Regions from separate parts of the Mus musculus genome. Here region 2 is linked to region 1. A link is a loop called in an ENCODE intact Hi-C map of the cell type or tissue named here. Cell type or tissue: left cerebral cortex. All regions are shown on one strand.

The links. A loop is a pair of places that touch in the nucleus more often than their neighbours do. Peaks named below come from ENCODE experiments on the same cell type or tissue, not always from the same donor. Only the 100,000 strongest peaks of a DNase experiment are listed, where the experiment ranks them.
Region 2: a loop joins it to region 1, with 2.3 times the contacts of the local background. A loop is called at or near these places in 2 of 42 quality-filtered maps.

The regions. Positions count from the first base shown.
Region 1 is chr6:134,215,047-134,223,046 of GRCm38, reverse strand. It overlaps Etv6 (ets variant 6), which reads right to left. Exons shown (of 8, transcript NM_007961.4): 3 at 18-182. Gm38908 (a long non-coding RNA gene) reads left to right here and starts at 178. Exons shown (of 3, transcript XR_869493.3): 1 at 178-1,072; 2 at 2,637-2,847; 3 at 3,326-8,000. In left cerebral cortex, no CTCF peak of the experiment used is centred here; DNase peaks (open chromatin) are centred at 2,508, 3,502, 4,312 and 6,818; H3K27ac peaks cover 1,696 bases.
Region 2 is chr6:134,316,185-134,324,184 of GRCm38, reverse strand. It overlaps 4933406J09Rik (RIKEN cDNA 4933406J09 gene), which reads left to right. Exons shown (of 9, transcript NR_153848.1): 4 at 4,248-4,397; 5 at 4,869-5,002; 6 at 5,927-6,024; 7 at 7,855-7,957. Among named protein-coding and RNA genes, the nearest start is that of Gm17089, 71 kb to the right of the region's middle. In left cerebral cortex, a CTCF peak has its summit at 3,541; DNase peaks (open chromatin) are centred at 737, 3,597 and 6,584.

The sequences.
Region 1 (8,000 bases):
GAACCAGACTCTTTTACCTGAATGAGGAGATCGGTAGCGGAAATCCTCTTTGGTCAGCAGCAGGAGGGCCTTGCCATTCATTTCGAACTTGTTGCTCTCAATGGGCCTTAAAGAAAACTCATTTTCTGCCCACTTGAGCCACTGGGCTACGTCATCTCTGCTCCAGTAAATCGGCTGCAAACCTGTTGGACAACACAGGACAGAGAGAAAAGATCTTGTCAGCTGCACAGTTGGAACAAAGGGGGAAAGGTCGCAGAATAATTAACAGAACGGAGTCTCTCTGTCTCAAGAGCGCTTGGGTTGAGTCCCAAGGCCCGGCCAGGTTTGTAAGTACTTAAGTGTGGAGTCACATGAACTTTTTACTTAGAGGTAAAGTGAGGGGAACCCCCTTTCCATGTGTTTCAGGGGACGATAGGTCTGAGGCTGTATTACTTTCAGGTTGGCTCAAAAGTGGCCCTGGGGGGTGGGGGGTGGGGTGGTATGCAAGGAGGCCTGGAAGCATGACAAGTCTCAATGCATTTAGCTGGAGACTCAGAGCTTTGAAATGGGAGTGTTCCAGAGCTGACCTTGTCCCTCCCCAGAGCTGCCAAATGATGAAGGTCTTGAAACTTTTTCCAGGAAGAGACATTTACTCAGCCTCTGGGAAGTGGCAGGCTAGCCTCTGGCAAAGGCAAGGCCAGGGTAACACACAAAGTCCTTTCCTTCCTATCTGTCTTGCAGATGGACTCAAAGTGGGCCACACAGTGGCTCAGGCTGGGACTCTAAGAGGCAGGTCGTCTGTATGTTTATTTAACTTTGGTGCTGTGGGCAATTCTGATACATCCTTCAAGTGATTAGGACAATTGTTCTCAAAGTGTGATCATGGGACCCAGAGAGTTCCCAAGACCTTTGCATGTTATCTACAGCAAAGACTCTTTGATAACAATAGTAACATTTTTTTCTTTTACTCTTATTCTTTCATGAGCACATACAGAATGTTCTAGAAGTTACAGACCTGTGCTATCACAACACTCGGAATACAGAAACAGAGATGTGAATCCAGGCATCTTCTATTAACCTGGATATTGAAGAGGTTTGTAGAAGCATATAGAACTGTTGTTTGCACATGTCTTTTGAAAAATATACTTTAGATAATATATTAATATATGCTTGGCTGGTTTGTCAATAAGTTAGCAAATACTTTTAAAAGTCCTTTATAGTATGCTCAGTATTGTTATAAGTTGTTGCACGTAGCTATGAGCAAAAGCTCTTTGGGAGGAGGGCAGTCTTTGATGATTATTTACAACTTGAATCCTGACAGGGAGTCTGTCAGGTTTTATCCTCGGAAGTCACAGAATCAAGAGTTCAGAGAGAGAGCTCCGTGAGACCAGTGTTTGCACACTGGGGCTTCAGTCTCTGCAGGTGAACTACTTGAACTTTGGAGGATATGTGGTACATGTCTTTCAAATGTGCTCTTCAGCTCAATTCTGGAAGAAACTGCTTTTTGAACTATATGATCACCAGGATAGGCTGCTGAGAGGGGGGAAACGATTGGCTCAGATCCCAGGGAGACCACGCCAGGCTGTGAACATGATTGCAGAGCCTTCTAACAGGCTCTAGTGCAGAAAACGGTTTTGAAGAGCCGAAGTCAGTTTCTTCTAAGTCCAAGGAAGATTCCTCACAGCCAGTTAATTGGCTGGGCCAGGTAGATAACACAGCTACTTCGACAATAATGCAAGGTAATGCATGGGCCTCCTGGGCTACGTAGTGAGTTCCAGGCCAGCCTGGCAACCTAGTGAGATGCCATCTCAAGTCAAATGAGGCCTGATGATATTGCTCAGTGGTAGCATACGTGAGGTCCCAAGTTCAACCTCACTTCCATGAAACCAAAACCAACCAAGCCAATTCAAACCCTAAGCATTTGAGTGTGTTTTCCTGTTTTACATCTAATGGCAATGTCTTTTTCATACATAATCAAACAAGTGACTGTAGTATGTGACCACTTTATAACCTTTAGAAGGGAACTGGACCACTAAAGGATTTGAGGTTCTATGTTTGGGTTGTTACTGGCAATGCCCATTCAAAATGGTTTATGGACACAGAAAGTGCCTGCCTGTTCCTAGTGGAGTGTGAATGGTGGCAGGCTATCCTGGGAAGACCTTCGGCTATTTCCTACTCTCAACAGTGTCCACTTGGACAAGAACAGCATACCAAATTGTGATTTAAGATGTTACTGGGTAAGTGGGAGGATGATTCTATCAAGGATGGGTAGAGGTTCCAATCCGGCTGGCCACAGGAAAGCACCTAGTGGCCAGAGGGCTTGAGCAGAGAGCTTCTGGGTAACGCAGGGAAGTAAGTGGATGGGGCCAGCTTGCTGAGGTGTCAAAGTAAATACAGAACTGAAGCCTGCCTAAGAGGGGAAACGAAAGTTAGAAAGTTAAATGCTGACGTTTCTACCGAGGACAAACTAAAGCAGAGAGGTGGGTGACAAGGGGGCGGGGGACACAAACAGTAATTTGAGGTTCTTTATGTTCGATGGAAGAAAACCGTCATGAGTAATCTTTTCCCTAAATACAAGAAGAGTCACACACTCCCAACAACACTGCTGGGTAAGAATAACAGTTTCTCTTCTCACTTCCCATTAATCTCTCCCACAGCTCAGCCTTGAAGCAACCAAGGCCACAGCACCGTGGAAACCCCCTTACCAGGAGCCCACAAGGAGGCTCCCGGCACGTGTACAGCTGGGCGGCAGGTTACAGAGAGCACTTGGCAGCTAACCAACAGTGACCCTGACGCTGCAAGCTACCTGCTCCAGGACACTCAGTAAATCGATCAGCTTGACTGCACTTCCATTAGCCTATGGAGAAGGTGGGCAGCTCACTGAGCCAGAGAGAGGCTGGCTACATTGCGGGTGCTGCATGTCAAATCCCTCAGCTATTTCTTTTTTAATTCAACGGTGTAAAAGGGCTGGGACATAGCATATGCTTTGGAATTCTAACTGAGAAAAAAAGAGCCTACTTCCTTCAAGGGCCCTAAAGCCCCTATGTTGAGGAATGGAACAGAGCAGGTACCTGGAGGTAACGCTGAGGTGATGGAGATAATTTAATTGACTAAACAGTCATTTATGAAGCACTTCTCTGCACTTAGTGCTGTTCAGAGCATTTCAGAAGCATCAGTTCATTTAACTGCATGCTCGTATAACATTTGAGATGGAAGTGCACGTTAGAAGATGGAGGAGACCTGATGCGTCCCAGGGAAGTACCCCACACTTGTACGGTGAGAGCAACAAGTAGAGCTGAGATCTGAATCCAGGCAATCCGATGCCAGATTCTGTTTTCTTACCCAGGCACTTTCCATCCACACTCAGAATTAAGACTGGCTTTCAAAAAGACGGAGGAAACCAACTCCTTCCCACCCAACACTGAGATCCTTGGCCCAGGCAAGTTATCAGCAGATTGAAGATAGGAAAAAAAATCTGCAGATCTCAGGGAGACAGATTTATGGCTAGGAAGAGGAGGGAGGGGCAGGTGGAACGATACTTTGCATGTGTCTGGGAAGAAAGCGCTGCTTTCACAGGCTGCTCAGCGACACTTGCTCTTGACTCTCTGCCCAACTCCCAGCTGTGGGTGGGTCCAAGGCTGCTGAGAGGGGAGGGATGTGTAGGATTTGTTTCGTTGTCAGTTCTGGCAATTTGACTCAACAAAGAAAGAATATATATGTTAATGATTAGGAAGAAGAGAAGGATGGGAAGAGAGGAAGGGAGAGAGGGGGAGATGGGAGGGAGACAGAGAGAGCTCCTTATGATATTATTAGCCTCTGTGTGCCAATGTGTCATGAGAACCATTTAACTATGACCAGCGTTCATCACGGTGAGAATTTTGTATGGAGGAACTGAATTGCTATGAATGAGAAAATCACTAAGACCCCCACTCCCTTCTTTCCTCAGAGGCGAGATCAAGTTCATGGGCTCACACATAACCTTCAGTGATACATCCAGACTCTTAAATTCTCATAATTTCTTCAATTCCACGTTCAAATTGGCCACCACATTCATCAGGTCATCCTAACCTCATGCCCAACTTTCTGAGTTATGCATAAACTAATGAGAAAGCTGACCAGGAGTCAGGGGCCGGGATTTCCTTCCTACATAAGCTGCTAATGAGCGTGGGATTCTAGGCAACCCACTTCATTTCTCTGTTGCTCAATGGCTCCATCTGTAAAATATGGGGCTGAAGAGTATGTGATCAACAAGTTCCTGCATGGCTTAACATAGCCAGCACGCACTACTGAATTTGAACCTCAACTACCAAACAATACAGACAGCCAGGATGCTATTTCTTTTGCTATAAAACTACTCCACACTCGTGATCAAGATCTTAAGATTCTGTAGCTTTTCGAAGGCTCTTCTGAGTCATGGAAGGGAGATTAGTGTTATGTTCTAATTCTTTGCAAAGTTGTCAGCCAGCCATGGCAATGCTAAACCTAACAGCTTGCCCCTTTAAAAAAGCCCTTAACTGCTTTTTGTGTGTCTCCTAACTCACAGGAGCCCTGCAGTTGGCTGGGTTCTCATTTCAGTTTAATTGAAATTGAATGATCTGAGTTGGTAGACATTGTTTGAGCATTATTATGCTCAAGTTCCTTTAATTTGTGCGTGTGTGTGTGTGTGTGTGTGTGTGTGTGTGTGTGTGGTGTTTGCACTGGAACTCATACAAATTCAAGTGTTCTATTACTGAGCCAAACCCTAACTCCCAACTCAAGGCTTCTCAACACTTTAGCCATTGGTGAAAATATCCTTCCATGTTAAACTCTTCATATTTACAAGAACTTGCTCTGGACCCCATGCACTGGAAGGCAGAGTCCAGAATGTGAGAGGCAGACGCCACAGCAATGCTCTGATTCAACCCTGGTCCCCATAACTTATTAGGAAACCAAGGCCTGGAAAAGCTAAGCCATACCACGCCTGGTCAACCTACACCAGAGATCCATGTGACCTCATCTCCTGACTCAATGACAGCAACTTTATGACCCTTGACCCAGTCATGTCTAGTGACTAGTTCCTTGATTGCTTGGCTATCCTGCCTTAAAACAAGCAGCCCGTATCTACAGTTTGCAGATCTCTCCGCATCTCTGTCCCGTACTATCTGTACTATCTGACAACACAGGAGCATGACTCAAGTTTTCCCCTGCCAGGGCAATGAGGCGGACAGGCAGTGAACACTTAAATCAAACCAAATCACAATGATGACTATGGCTCTTGCTCTAACAGGTGAGATCATTCCGGCCCACAGAACTGGAAGAGGTAATGCTTGTGCTGTTGGCTCCTTCATCCACTTAGGGATTCCACATCTGCAATACTAATTCTCAAATAGATTAATAATAGCAGCAAACACAAGCACTTACTGCAGGTCAGGAGACGCTGTATATATGCCATCCCCATAATTCTCTTAACCCCCTAAGACAATAATGAGCAGTGCAGCACAGAGAAGTTCAGTGACTGGATAAAGTCACATAGTCAGAAAATGGAACCAAGTGGTCTGATCTGATACAACCAAAGCTCACAATTATTATACACACCTGCCTCTCTCTATGCGACCGTTTCGTACTTTGGTAGAAGAGAAAGGTACATTAACAATTTAATAAAACTTGCATGGTGATGTTGTAGCTCTCAGCACCAGTGTGGAACTTGTATTTTCTACCTGTGTGACCTTGTGCAAGTTACTTAGCCTCTCTGTCTCTATTTGGCCTGACTGAAAAACATGGAAAATTTTCCAGCTGCAAAGCACCAGAGTCACATATGGCATGTTTATAACTTTTTTAGCAACATGAAAAACCAATGCTTGGTACTGAGAAAGCATTTCCTAAGAACTCGCCCCTGTGTTCTATGCTGACATTAATGGTGACACCTTTGCTTGCACATAGAAACCTGGTATTAGGAATAATCCCACTGTAAGAATGTCAATTTCATCACTCTTGCGTGCTGCACGCCACCCAGATAAGGATCTCTTTCTACTATCATCCCTATTACAAAGCTTTGATGGGCATCCATCATCCCATGGGTCAGTGAAAGCGCCAACCAGGTGAGGCCTGAGAAGCTAGCATCTGGTGACACACTAGGCCCCCTCCAATTAATTTCTTAGCTATTAACCCATCTACACACTCATCAATAAGATGGAATGCTTTTCCAAAGCTCAGAAATATAGCGAGTATAAAACTTTCAGCAACTTTACTGAGGACTGGTGTCTGGCCCCATGGGGATAACTTGCTCCTGAGTGTTCACACAGGTCTGACAGTCTGTCCTGAACGGTACTCAGGGTCCCAACCAGCCTCACTGTTTTGGTTTGTGTACACACTTTTCCTCCCCATCTACTCCTCATGTCAGATCAGCTCGGCTTGTGTCTCTTCCTCTTCCCACTGCTTCAAGGAAAACTGTTGGGATAACTGATCTTTCTGTAGAGTTCTCTGGCTTGACATGAGTCTGCTCTGCATAGAACTCTGCTTTGCTCTCCCAACGAGCCTACCCATCTTGAATGCTCTGAATGATGGTCATCCCCCTGGATGGATGAGAGGGAAGGGTCAGGGGTCAATAGTACTGTTTTCTCTTTGCCTGTGTTGCTGTTACCATGTAAGTCGTAGCAGGCCAGTAACAGGTTTTTCCCAAAGTCCCCAACTTTGTCCATTGCTGTCTGAAGTTACCTGCCGCTCACCTTGTCTTAATATTTTATACCTATGTCATTTCTTCTTGATTGTTTTTCTTTTCAGAGACTTGTTTTATTACCCACTACACGGCTTTTTAAAAGTCGGAGCTCATTAGACCTATACAAGATTGCGGAGGAGAAGCTGGCATACCATGCTGGCACACAACTCGGTGATATTTTAAGAGCTTGATGAATGTCAACTTCTGAGAATCTACCTTAGAGAAATGGCTATGAATGCAGAAAAATTCATGCACAAAGATGTTAGTTTTTTTAATATCAAGTGTTATTTTTAATAGTAGAAAACAGAACATTAAAAAGAGAGCAGTCATTTACTGACAACATTTGTGATAAAGTGATGCAATTGATAACAGTATTCAGAAAGAATACACATTCATACGGAAAACTAGAATAGTGTATATACTCACAGACTCTCAAATAATGCACAGATGTTTTATAGAAATATTAATAGCAACTGTCACTTAGTAGTAGAATTATAGGTGACATTTACTGTCTCTTTTACTTTTTGTATTAAGTATTATTCTCTGAATAGGGCACAGTCCTACTAAATTGCTCAGGCTGGTTTTGAACTCCAAATCTTCCTGCTACAGCCTCCCGAGCAGCTAGGATTACAGGCGTGCACCAGCATGCTCCAGTGGCGTTATTACATCTACATAAGATGTAATGTTCTGTAGAAGTTTAGAAGCTGGTTGAGGTGGTTCAGTCCTGGATCCTAGTATGCAGGAGGTGAAGACAGAAGAATGAGAAGTTCATGGCTAGCCTGAGCTTTATTCGATACAAAAAGAGAAAAGGAAAGGAAAGAAAAGAAAGAAAATAAAAAAGAAAAGTTGCGCTCAGTAGGGACCATTCCCTCTACAGCTGTATCTGATGATTTGGGTTTTGTTTTCCCATCCTTTTAGCATCTGTTAGCCATGTGCAACTACTAAGTCAGAGTCTCAGTTTTGAGTGCACTCCAGTTTTCCTGAGCTGTGTTGTAGCATTTTGATTCAGGGGGTTCTAGGGAGTTTCTCTCTGAAGTTTAAAAGTTTCTAGTTACATCAAGAAAATACCTCTAGTTTGTCTTATATCCGTGATTCTAAGTTCATGCTTCCATCCCCAGCAGAAGTCCCCATCACTTCTACTTTGCCAGCCAATTTCTGTCAGACTTGCATCAAAGGACAGAGCCTCCCTCGGTCTCTTCTACCTTTGGAAAGATAAAACTTCCAACTATCCGGTACATGTGCTAAGAGTAAAATGTACATACATGTAATGGTGTGTGTGTGTGTGTGTGTGTGTGTGTATGTGACACTTCTCAGCGGTGTTTACATA
Region 2 (8,000 bases), 100 kb before region 1:
GTGAGCGAACAGAGGTCTAAACAAGGTACTGGCTTCTATGATAAGGAGCCTTGATGGAGGCTAAGTTTAGAGACTGAACAGTCATCTTTAATTCCGAGGAGATGTCTTTGGGGAGAATTGAAAAAACATCTGTTTTTCTGGATTACTCTCCATGGTGTGTTGTTTGTTTGTTAGTCTGTTTGTTTGTTTATATTTTGTTTGTGTTTGTTTTGCATTTGGAGAACAAGAGATGCAGGTACAGCACAGAGAAGAATGCAGTCTTCTGCGAGAGGCCATCCTCTGCTGGCCAGATGTGTCTCAACCTTCTGGACTAAAGGAAGGAAGGAGGGAAGGAAGGAAGAAAGAAAGCCTAGCCTTCAAAAAAGAACAATAAGCATTAATGGGTGGATACTGGGGACTTAGCTAGAGTGGGGATGCAAGTCTCCTGGGAAACTGTAATTAATCAGGGTCCTGTCTGGGCCCTCCTTACTGAAGTCACATCACGAGTGTGAGAAGGACGGGAATCTGTGTGGGCAGGGACATCCAACTGAGTTTGGGAGAACCTGATATAAGGAAGGACTCAGTTATTTTTAGACAAATAGGGTTTTCTGGCTTTTTTTTTTTTTTAGCTTAGTGATTCAAGGCAAAAAACTTAAAATAAAATAAAAACTCCCATGTCAGAGTATTTCTGTGACAGAGAGGAACCCACTTCTGAGGTTCAGCTTCTTCCTGCACAGAGCTCCCAGTGCAGGGATGGGGCTGCTATACTGCCACCAACTCAGTCGTCTCTGCTTATAATATTTCACTCCAGCCCCATCAGGGGAGCCTGTAAGCACACTTGAAGGTTTCTTTGTTTTCGTGAAGCCTGGTTTTCTCATAGCCTGGTTCAATTTTGAACTCAGCTCTGGTTTAAAATCGTTTTTCTTTCTGGTTGTGAACTCCACAAAAAGCATGGCCTAGAATTTACCTTCTTATATGCCGTTGTCATTTGTAAGAGAGGAACAGCTTAACAAAGGTTTGGTAAACTACAGAGGGAGGGAAGAGGACATGCAGGGAGGAAAGAGGAAAAGACTGAGAGAAATAACAAGGGAAGGGAGGGAGGGAGAGAGAGGGAGGGAGGGAGGGAGGGAGGGAGGGAGGGAGGGAGGGAGGGAGGGAGGGAGGGAGGAAGAACAAAAGAAAGTGGATCTCTTTCTCTTTTCCTCCTCTCCCTCCCTTTTCTCCTCCCTTTTCTTCTTCTGAGCATGGTTTCATCTCGCCAAGGATGACTTTGAATTCACTGTGCAGACTTGGTTAGCCTTGTCTTCCTGCTTCCAACAGCCAAGTGTTAGGCTTTACAAATGTGCACCATTGCCCAGCAAGCATGCTTCATTTCTTGCGTGTGAAGGGCCGACTACAGAGACAGCAGCACTCTTACTACTCTGAGAGAAGGCTGAGGGTGGCCTGTGAAATTGGAAAGCATAGATAGAGGATCTCACCACTGAGTGCCAGGCTAGCAGAATGGAGGAGAGTCAGATGGGGTTCAAGGGAAAGGATTTATCCCCACCTGTAACGGTTTGTGTATGCTCGGCCCAGGAGGTGTGGCCTTGTTGGAGTAGGTGTGTCACTGTGGGTGTGGGTTTAAGACCCTCATCCTAGCTGCCTGGAAGCCACAGTATTCTCCTAGCAGCCTTCAGATGAAGATGTAGAACTCTCAGCTCCTCCTGCATCATGCCTGCCCAGATGTTGCCATGTTCCTGCCTTGATGACAATGGACTGAACCTCTGAACCTGTAAGCCAGCCCCAATTAGATGTTGTCCTCGTAAGAGTTGCCTTGGTCATGGTGTCTGTTCACCAAAGTAAAACCCTAACTAAGACAACACTTATCACCTGCTCTCAAAGGAAGTGGCCTGTCCTCTTTAAATCTAAAAATGTTGTCAGCATGAAGTAATGGAGAGAGTGTTATAAATGTCCCTGTGTTGGGTGAACATCAGGTATCCCCCAGAGCATCTTTTCCCTTTCCCATTGTTTGTAAAAATCCTGTGGTTGGGTGAGACTCCCAAGGGCTGACGTCTCCAAGCTTCAGCCCCTCTTGGTCTAAGTGGCACCAGTGAGAGCAGGTTGTTCCCTAGCACCAGGAACTCTGACCACACAGTTTCCTTGGATACAGCTCCATAACTGGCATATCCCAGGTCTGTCTGGCTCTGCGGGTTTGGGTTCAGAGAAGTTTTCTGACAATTCATTCTCAACCTTGAACACAGTGCTGGTTTGCAAGGGTCCAGCTTATTGTTAATGTGATTGGGTTTAGAATCACCCAGATGACACTTCTGAGGTATCTAGGAAGGCATTTCCAGAGAGATAATTGAGGCAGGAAGGCACACGCTGAACATAGGCAGCATCGTTCCATTTGATGGGAGCTCAGATAGAGAAAAGAGATTAAAGAGGAGAAACCTGACGGTGCTGGAATTCCCTTGTCTCTGCTTCAAGGGCCTGAGAATTGCTGTGCTCTGCCAGGCTTTCTCCTTTGTCTTAGCTACTGTTGCTATCATGAAACACCACAACTGCAGCAACTTGGAGAGGGAAGGGTTTATTTGGCTTACACTTCAAAATTTTAATCATCACTGAAGGAAGTTGGGGGAAGGAACTTGAACAGGGCAGGAACCTGGAGGTAGAAACTGAGGCAGAGGTCATGGAGGGGTGCTGCTTACTGGCTTGCTCAGCCTTTGTTCTAATAGAACCCCAAATCACAGCCGAGGAAGAGCACCATCCTCAAAGGGCTGCGCCTTCCCCCATAATTATTAATTTAAAAAATGCCATCCAGGTCTGCCTATAGCCAGATTTTATGGAAGGATTTTCTTAACTAAGACTCCCTTCTCTTTGGCGACTCTAGCTTGTGTCAAATTGACATAAACTAGCCAGCACATCTTCTATTGAACTTTTTTTTCTTTTTGGTCACAATGATGAGAAAAGTAATTAAATAAGAAATTGGTATCAAAGTATTTGCTCATTCTAAATCTGGTTATTAAGCCTTTGGAACTGTTTGGTGGGAAGACTTTGGTGAAGCCAGAAACAAAAAGCTGAAAGTGTTGTAAGTAGAACTTACTGGATGACAATTGAAGAAGACCAGACTAGCACCAAACAGGGAAGGCCCAGCTCCTGGGTTTCAGGTGTGAATCAGGATCCCATTGAGAACCAGATGACTGGCCAGTTGTGTCATATCTTGGCAAGGAATTTGGCTACATTTTGTCTGTGCTATGAAACTTCATAGACGGTGAACTAACAGACTAGCTTTCTGGAGAAAGTTTCACGGCATTGTAACAACTAGAATATGGCTTGGTTTTGCGGACATGTTTAGCAAGATTTACAGGAACCAAAAGTAGATCTGAAAGACTTGAAAAACATACACTGCAGAGCCATGGAGGCTTCTACCTAGCCTTCAAAGGGAGATCTGTGAGGCCAGGTCAGGATCTCTTCGGTCAGCCCACCAGAGGGCAACGCTTGAAGCTGTGAGGGTGAAGCCTTAGCTGCAGTAGAAACACAAGGACATTAATGACACCAGAACATGCAATTTCTGCAAACTTCAGACAACAAAACTTGCCAGCTTAGGAGAGAGACCATATGGGCTCCAGTCAGCACTAGAGGGGGCCTGCCAAAACTCTTTGGTGTTCATATTATGCCAGTGCATACTTTGGATGCTGCAGAGGGAGCTATGGGATTTGTGTTCGCCATGCCTGGTTTGGGTCTCTCTTTGGTCACATCCATCTTTTTTATGATCCCGATCTTATCTTTTGTAATAGAGTTGCTCATGCTGTACCGTTAGCTGTTGAAAGGGTGTGGCTTTCCTTTTGGTTTTTCAGTGGCTCACAGTTAGGAATTGCCTCCAGTCTCAAAAGAGACTTCAGAGTTAGACTTGAACAGCGTTGGCATTACTAAGATGTGAGGACTCTCAGAGCTTAGCTAAATGCATTTGGGATGAGATGGCCACAGGATGAGCAGTGAGATATCATAATTTGATTATAAAATGCCTCTTATGGGCTTGTGGCTTGCATGCTTGGTCCCCATTGATGGTACTATTTTGGGAAATTGTACAAATGTTAGGAGGTGGCCTTGCCAGAGGAACTGGGTATTTGAAAGAATCTTGTCCCTGGCTCTTTCCTGTCCCCCACCCCCACTCCACTGTCTGCTTTGTACCCTTCATGATGTGAACGCTGTGCTCTGCCATGCTCTCTCCACTATTATAGACCGACATTTCTGACACCGAGGGCCCAAATGACTCCTTTCTCCTTCAGGTTGTTCCTGTCATGGATTTTTATCATAGTGTTGAGAGGAGCGACTCTCATGAGCTAACACAATGACATCACATTGGGTTGCTTACAGTTTGGAGGTTTTATTTCTCACAGCTCTGAAGACTACGTCAAGTTGTCAATGGACTCATCATGGTGAGGGATCCTGTCTTGTTTTACAGAGGGTTGCCTGAAAACCAAGATCAGGGTCAATGGCCTTTCCTTTGTGGCATGTTGTCTCTTCTTCCTCATATAAGGAGCTGATCTTAGCAGTTTAGGTCCCACCATTCTGACCTCATTTGCTGTTAATTGTCTCCACAAAGGCATTGTCTCCAAACATGGTTTGGTTTTGGAACTTCAGCATATCAGTGCATGGAGACAGTTCAATCCAAATTCCTTGGTTGGTTCTCTTTATAAGAAGAGGAGGAGGAGGAGGAGGAGGAGGAGGAGGAGGAGGAGGAGGAGGAGGAGGGAGAGTTAGTTGGATGAGTGAGAACCTAATACACTCAACGGGCTGTGTTTTGGGGGAGGGAAGCATGATGAAAACACGGGAGTCCTTGGGATTGTCCTTGTGACCCCTGATCTCTAGTCGGTGAAGTTCCATGGGCTGACATTGTTTTCTGCCAGACCTCAGAGTAAGAAAGTGAGTCAACTTGGGCTACTGTGGCTAGATCTCCCGTCAGTCCATCCTTCCAGTTCTGTGGCTGCCTTGTGGACAGTGCTGCATTATAAATCTGCCTGTCTGTCAGCGCTCTAAGGAGGTGAGAATGTCCTCATTTTGGTCAAATCATGCTGTCCAGTAAAATGTTATAAGAAAGCCCAGTTCTGTGTCTGTCTCTCTGTGTACACCCATCTCCCACCCCGGGGTGTGTGTGTGTGTGTGTGTGTGTGTGTGTGTGTGTGTGTGTATGTTCATATGCATACATGTGAAAGTACATGAGGAACATGTTGCAGGATCCAGCATACATTCACCGCCGTCATTAGACACGTGTGCAGAAGGTCAGGGGCTGACAGTGGCTGTTTTCATCAGTTTCTGTCTTTGTAACATTTTGAGACAGGGTTTCTCTCTGAACCTGGACAGATTCCTCTAGACAGACTGGTTGGAAAACCCAAGGAATTCTCCTGTGCTTGCTTCCCAGGGTGGAGAGTGTAGGTGGGTGCTATCACATGGGTTGTGAGGTACTTGGTTTGCTACATGGGTATGAAGAGCACTTTAATGATTGAGACGTCTCCCCAACCCCAAGCCCAGTTCCCCTGAATGTGAGTTCCTCAACTCTTGTCCTCTAATTACAAAATTATATATATTTAAAGTCAGTATCCATACTGGAGATGGAAAAACCTGAAAAATGCTACTCTGCTGAACAGAGCTACAGAGAACACCTCTAATTCCTTCTCACAAGACTACTTTTGAGTTCTCAACTAATGGGTTTCATTATGGCATTCTCTCTCTCTCTCTCTCTCTCTCTCTCTCTCTCTCTCTCACACACACACACACACACATACCATCTATAGTTCTAACTCATCTCATTCCCCTCGATTCTTGTGTTTTAGTTTGCACCCTACGTACCAATTGTCGTCCCTTCTATCCCCCTACCCTGCTCACATTATTTTCTTTAACACACTTTCTATCTTCTAACATTTCTCAAATTCACCCTTAATCATTTACTTATTTTCGTTTTACTTAGGATCTAGCTGTGCATCCCAGCCTGGCTCTGATATCACCATCTCCTTGCCTGCACCTTCTGAGTGCTGGGATCACAAGTACTTGTTGCTGCACCTGACTGTAAGAGTCCTTCGGCAGTGCTTTGGGGGAGGGGGCGATACTGTGTTAAGAGTCTCAATGTTACTGGGTTGAGGAAGGAATGAGTTATTTAAGTCAGAAGAAACGACCTTTGGATGCAGTGGAGGAGGACTGATGAAGCACCTGGTGTCTGCATGGAGCAGCGGCTTCACACATTCTACCACTTTAGTTCACTGAAGCTATGTAGGGAGACAAAGATGGCAGTGGTGAAGGTTTGCTGGATCACGTCGGGTGGAATGCTGGGGGCTTTTCGCTCTTTGTCTTCCCATAATTCCCGTGACACCTCTAAACACCGCTGGGCTCATTTTACAGTGAAGTCACTGAGGTCCAGCTGTGCCACGGTGGAGTCTTTCCGTGCTACCAAGAGAGCTGAGTTATTATGGAACCAAACAGAAGCAAGCATCCAACCAACCAAACCCCCGGAGCAAGGTTTCATGATAAATCCAAGAGTCCAGCTGAAGTCTGCCTCACTCCCCGGCCCACGTTCACACTGCCAGGCTTAAGAAAAGAACATTCTTACAATTAGACTTGGCCGGGGACGGAACGGCAACGACGGCCATGTGCTCTCTTCTCCGTTCTGAGCCGGATCCAGCAGAGGCTGGGTGGCCATCTGTTGGAAGAGCTGCAGGAGTGAGATCGATTTAGACAAACTTCAGCATCTCTTTCCAACAGTAAGATTCTCATGATACTTGACAGGCTGTCCTGTGGGAAAGGTGTTCCGTAGAGGAGCAGTTCTCAGACTTCTTTCATCATTTCAAGGGCAAACGGGCAGAGACTCGGGAGTTCCGAGGGCGAGCTGGCAGTGGCTGCCTGAAGCAAAACTTGAGGCGCAGTCTGACAGAGAAAGCATTTGAACTTTTTATCACACATTCACACATGCTTCTTTGTTTTAATAAAAATATTTTAAATTAGAAAGGTTTTCTAATTTTGAGATTTATTCCCTTTTGTGTTATATTGTGGGTGTTTTCCTGATTCTATGTCTGTGCACACGTGTATACAGCACTCTCAGAGGTCAGAAGAGGGTGTTGGATCCCAAGAGCTGGAGCTACACATGTGAGCTGCCTGTGGCTCCTAGGAATTGAACCCAGATCTCTGGAAGAGCGGTCAATGCGTTAAGCCATTTCTTCAGCTTCTAGAAAGTGTTTTTTAAACACTAAATATACAATACAGTATTTAAATTCCACCCACCTAATAATTTAATTTATCAGAAAATCATTGCATATTTATTTTACAGGTTAAAAGATCCCTAGTATATCACCATGAAAATGAGACCCTGCAATGAAAGGTTAAAAAATCTGGTACTAAGTCCAATGGCAGAAGGTGGACCAGGAGTCGCTCCCATGCCAGAAGGGCCTGAATAAGACCCCAGTTGTCAGAAGTGGTCAGGGCCTCTTGAGTGGAAGAAAGTGCTACTACTGAACATATTCCAGGAAGAGATGGGTCACACAGGTCTGGGGATGACAGCCGAGTGTTCTGCTCTGGGGATTCTGTGGTCAGAGCAAATCCATGGCCATAATTAAAGGAACAGACTAAAGCCATGTTCTCCACACTTGAAGAGGACTCAGTGATTTGCAAGGAAATTTATCAGAGTATTAATGGACATCCTGGTCCTGGGTGTATGCCCACCCAGTTTTTAGGTACCATATCATCTTCAATCCCATTTTCCAGATAAATAAACAGAGACACATTAGCTAAATGGACTCATATCTCAAAGCTGTTAAGAGCAGACCTGGGTTTTGAATGGAGACCAGAACAATTCTGAACTGTCCTTTTGATGCGCTTCTTGCTTTCTGTGTCTCCCCCACCACACAGTGCCATCTTGGTCCCTTGATCAAACCTGGAAGGAGACCTGTCGAGATGGAGAGAACTGCCTTGGTGGTAAGGTTAGACCCACTGGCTGCTGCCCCATTGACTGGTAAGTTTTGGTGAGCCACCTGCCTTCTTTCCTTTGAGGTTTG